Regions from separate parts of the Homo sapiens genome. Here region 2 is linked to region 1. Evidence: chromatin loops called from intact Hi-C (ENCODE). Cell type or tissue: endothelial cell of umbilical vein. All regions are shown on one strand.

Region 1 (2,500 bases):
TTAATGGAGAAATTCCTTATAGAGGTATGGGCAGAGTTAAGAGGGAACTTGAGGCACCTAGAGCCTAGTAACAGCAGGAAATGATGACCATCCCTAGGGTTGAAAAGAGGAGGCAATCATGTTATTGGAGCCTAGTGAGCTTGGGACCATGAAAGAGGGGCCATCCAGCAGGTAGAGGGAAGGAGCCACTGCCAGAGATAGCCTGCTGAAAGGGAGGGAGGAGTTGGGGTCAAGAAATACCAGACCATCTCTCCCACCTCCTACCTCCTTCTCTGGCCAAATGGCAGGGGGCTGCTGATCAATGTAGTCCACTAAGGTTGGCCTCCCAGGGCACAGAGAATGGCAAAGAAGGGTAGAGAGCGCATCTAGTGGGGCACTCAGCAAATGGGGAATAACCAGTATAGATCCCATTAAGCACATGAGGGATCTAACGAGGGATCGTGTTTCAGAATGAAGGAAATAAGGTAAATCAGTGAGCCTTACACCTCACCTACTGTGGAAGTGAACAATGGAATAGCCTGAACAGCTTTTTCAAACCACATCTCCCCTCTTTACTGATACACGAAGCCACTCACAATGATACACGAGCCACTGAGGCATGTATTGTATCTCTCAGGTGTGGAGCAGAGAAAAGGCTATACCCACTGATGAACAGGGATCCACACCTGGGGAAGAAGCAAGTATGACTTTCTCTCCTGTGGCTTTACACAACCTCCTTGAAATTCCAAGAGCAACCCTCCCAGCTAAAGTCTTCTCAGATGTGACACATAAGCCTTCACCCAACATGATTCCCATTTCATGAATGGGCTATATGCCAATGGAGAAGAAATGAAGACAAGAAATATCACTCTAGAGGCAATCATAATCATAGTTTTAAAACAACAATCTCTATCTGAGTGGGGTATTACACATCTGTGGGTATGTTAAAGTTCATCCACAGGCTCTGCCCTTAGGATTACAGCATTTTCTTCATTTTACTTTATGTATGTTACCCTCAATTTAATAAAAAACAAGAAGCAAACAATGACAACAAAACCTTTTTATTTCCTTAGAACACATTTAGAGTTACATTGAAGTGTAGGCAAGACTTGTGAGAAAGCATATGCAAATGAGGCCTTTCTGGCCACCCCCACGAGGCCCCTAGGAGACTGAGTGGAATCAGTGCCCTGGTGGGGGTGGGGGAGGGGGCGGGCAGGAAGAGGGTACTTCCCTGCCACCAGTTTTTTGGTTTTTTGTTTTTTTAAAAGCCGGATACATTCCAGAGATAAAGTGACCAGTGCTATTATTCAGAAATATCTTTATGAGTCAGAACAGAAGTCACCCCTGGTAGGAATGTTTGTCAGGTTGGGAGAAGAGAAACAGGACAACTTGCCCCGCTTCTTCTCTGGTTCTAGGATCTGCACAAGCAGAGGCGGCACAGGGTTTGGCTTCCAGTTGGGAAATGAAGCTCCAAGGGCAGCCCTACTATGGCGGGCTGTGTGACCTGGGCCAAGCCCCTTGACATCTCCAGACTCGGCTTCCACATCTGCCACCACCAGGACACTGGATTGAATGTTGGGTACGTTGTAAGGCAAGGGAGACACAGAAGTCCTAAAGGCAATAAAGCTTTTCCCCACTGCCCCTCCATCTGGACGAGTCTCCTGCCAAGCATCTTCAAGTCCCACTTTGAAACACGATTCTGCCACCTTCCTGTTCTGAGGATCTGGGAAAGCAAGGGGGAAGGGGCTATTGGGAGTCCCGCTTGCTCCAGGCCCAGACCAGGAGGCTCAGGCAGGCTTATCTACTTCTGATGTGGTGGGGGGCCCAGGATGCTGCCAGGGTCTCACAGCCATGGTCTCACAGCCACTATCAGCCTGTCCTCAAGGGTATAAGAGAAGCTGGAAGCCTAGATGGGCACTGCCCTCAGGCAACTTCCAATCCAGCCAAGAAGAATAAAGAGTAACACACAAAATATTGGGGGCATGAGGCAATAACTGTGGGTACACCTATAAAAACCTCTAATTGGGCTTACCTGGTACCAGACAGTATTTTAATTGGATCATATATAGTGCATTAATTCAGTTAATATTCACAACACCCCTATGAGGTAGCTACAATTATTATCCCCATTCGATGATGGGGAAAACTGACATCAGAAGAGGTCAACTTGCCCAAGTTTCCAGAGCTGAAAAGCAACAGAGCTGAGATTTCACTGCAGGTATTCTGGCCCCAGAGTCTTGGTACAAATAGTGTTAATGAACAAGTCTTCTTCTGGTAAGAGCACCCCAATTTTCCTTTGGAGAACCTCCACTTCCTCATTTCATGTGCCATGGGTGACCCTACCCTTGAGCTCTTGAGGTGAACACATGGACACACGATCCAGTCCTGACCAAACAGAATATCTCACTTCCCTGGCTACAGTTAGTGATAGGTTCAGGATTGTAGCAATGACCCAAGACTGGCTTCTGAGAGTCACATTTGAGACTGTGGCTCAAACTCTTAGAGAAGCACTCGTTTTTCA
Region 2 (2,500 bases), 410 kb after region 1:
AATAACAAAATGCTGGTGAGGCTGCACAGAAAAGGAAATGCTTACACACTGTTGGTGGGAACATAAACTAGTTCAGCCACTGTGGAAAGCAGTTTGGAGATTTCTCAAAGAACTTAAAATAGAGCTACCATTCAACCCTGCAATCCCATTACTGTGTATATACCCAAAAGAATATAAATCATTCTATGAAAAAAACACATATACTCATATGTTCATTGCAGCACTATTCACAATAGCAAAGACTTGGAATCATCCTAGATGCCCATCAAGAGTGAATCTGATAAAGAAAATGTACATAGGCCAGGCGCAGTGGCTCACACCTGTAATCTCAGCACTTTGTGAGGCTGAGGCAGATGGATCACCTGAGGTGAGGAGTTCGAGACCAGCCTGGTTAACATGGCGAAACCACGTCTCTACTAAACAAAAAAATACAAAAATTGGCTGGGCATGGTGGCGCATGCCTGTAGTCTCAGCTACTTGGGAGGCTAAGGCAGGAGAATTGCTTGAATCCAGGGGGTGGAGGTTGCAGTGAGCCGAGATTGTGCCGCTGCACTCCAGCCTGGGCAACAGAGTAAGACTCCATCTCAAAAAAAAAAAAAGAAAAAAAGAAAATGTGGTACATATACACCATGGAATACTACACAGCCATAAAAAAGAATGAGATCATGTCCTTTGCAGCAATATGGATGTAGCTGGAGGCTATTATCCTACCAAACTAACCAGGAACAGAAAGCCAAATACCACATGTTCTCACTTGTAAGTGGAAGCTAAACATTGGAGTATACATGGACACAAAGAGGGGAATAATAGACACTGGGGCCTACTTGAGGGTGGAGGGTGAGAGGAGGGTGATGGTCAAAAACCTACCAATCGGGTACTTTGCTCACTATCTAGGTGACTAAATCTTTTGTACACCAAACCCCAGTGATATGCAATTTACCCACGTAACAAACCTGCACATGTAACCCCAGAACCTAAAATGAAACTTGAAAAAGAAAAAAAGAAAAAGGTAAATGACTGGTTTTCTGCCAATGATAGATTATTCTTATCAGTTGCTGCATTAAATGATTACTGACTGAAACTCCAAGTATGGAAGTGAGAGTCAGACAAGAACTTTGTGGAAACGCCAGTTTGAAGGAGATAGTCTCAACAAAAAGTAAGTTCAAGCAATAGAGTTTGTGTCCGTCCATTTTTGCATCACTATAAAGAACTAACCGAGGACTGGATAATTTATAAAAAGAGGTTTAATTGGCTCACAGTTCTGCAGGCTGTACAGGAAGCATGGTGCCAGCATCTGCTTCTGGCAAAGACCTCAGCAAGCTTACAATCATGGCAGGAGGTGAAGGGAGAGCAGGCACATCACAAGATGAGAGTGGCAGTGAGAGCAAGAGGAGGTGCCACGCTCTTTTAAACAACCAGATCTCACATGAAGTCAGAGCAAGAACTCTTTCATTATCACAAGGACAGCACCACACCATTCATGAGGGATCCACCCCCATGACCCAAACACTTCCCACTAGGCTCACCTCCAACACTGGAGGTCACATTTCAACATGATATTTGGAGGTGACACATATCCAAACCATTTCAGAGCTTTACGAAAAACTTTGAAGAGGTGACTCATTTCCAAGAGTTAGCTCTAACCCTTAGTGTGTCCTTACACTGAAATTTAATATCTCTCTGAAAATTCCATTTGCTGGTTCTGAGAACTTTATGGGACAAGTTTAATTTATCTGTAATATCACAGCCCTTCAATTATTTGAAGGCAGTTCTCGTGACCTATCTTTCAACCCCACTAGGAGTCACCTCTTAGACAGGCTTACTATCCCAGTCTCCTTCACTATTCCTCATCTGACTTGTTTCAATTTCCTTCATCATTTGGCTCTCTCCTCTCTGAATATGTACCAGTTTGTCTATAGCTCTCTTAGAGGATAACACCCAGATCTCAAGATAAGATTCTAGGTGTGTTCTAAAGAGCACAGAAACAAATACAAAAATCCATGCCTTAATTTATGTATTAAACTTCTATTGATAAATGGCATTGTAAGTTAAAATAGCTTTTTTGGCAGCCTCATCAGTAGTGACTCCTATTATGCTTCTTATTAACTAAAAGCCCTAACATTTTTATGTATTTACCACTGCTAAGCTACATATCCCTCTTCTTAACTGGGACAACTAAATTTTAGAATCCATTTTGAAATTTTAAATTTATCTGTATTATATTTCAGTATCGCTAGATTTACCTATTTAAAGTCCATCATGATATTCTTAGATTCTACTCCAATTTTGGGTTGGCACTCCTAACTTCAAATTATAAACATACTGGCTAGGCATCCTTCTGGAAACCTCCCTTTATGACAATTTATAAACAATAAACAATCTTGGGTGCAATAATTTAAACAATAATGTCTAACCAATAATAATATGAACTTAAACATTCATCACAAGTTTGTCAAGGAACTTGTCAACTGCCTCAGCAATGTAGGCTGTTGTGCCTACA

Evidence for each region. Hi-C counts contacts between places; a loop is a spot of excess contacts. Peaks named below come from ENCODE experiments on the same cell type or tissue, not always from the same donor. Only the 100,000 strongest peaks of a DNase experiment are listed, where the experiment ranks them.
Region 2: a loop joins it to region 1, with 11 times the contacts of the local background. A loop is called at or near these places in 8 of 110 quality-filtered maps.

The regions. Positions count from the first base shown.
Region 1 is chr2:28,386,028-28,388,527 of GRCh38, reverse strand. FOSL2-AS1 (FOSL2 antisense RNA 1) reads left to right here. Exons shown (of 2, transcript NR_103831.1): 2 at 1,395-2,500. It overlaps LOC105374383 (a long non-coding RNA gene), which reads right to left. Exons shown (of 3, transcript XR_939876.3): 3 at 1,633-1,702. Among named protein-coding and RNA genes, the nearest start is that of FOSL2, 5.6 kb to the left of the region's middle. In endothelial cell of umbilical vein, no CTCF peak of the experiment used is centred here; DNase peaks (open chromatin) are centred at 967 and 1,077; H3K27ac peaks cover 1,424 bases.
Region 2 is chr2:27,977,132-27,979,631 of GRCh38, reverse strand. The region is part of intron 3 of BABAM2 (BRISC and BRCA1 A complex member 2); the gene reads right to left. Among named protein-coding and RNA genes, the nearest start is that of MIR4263, 18 kb to the left of the region's middle. In endothelial cell of umbilical vein, no CTCF peak of the experiment used is centred here; a DNase peak (open chromatin) is centred at 1,541; H3K27ac peaks cover 1,447 bases.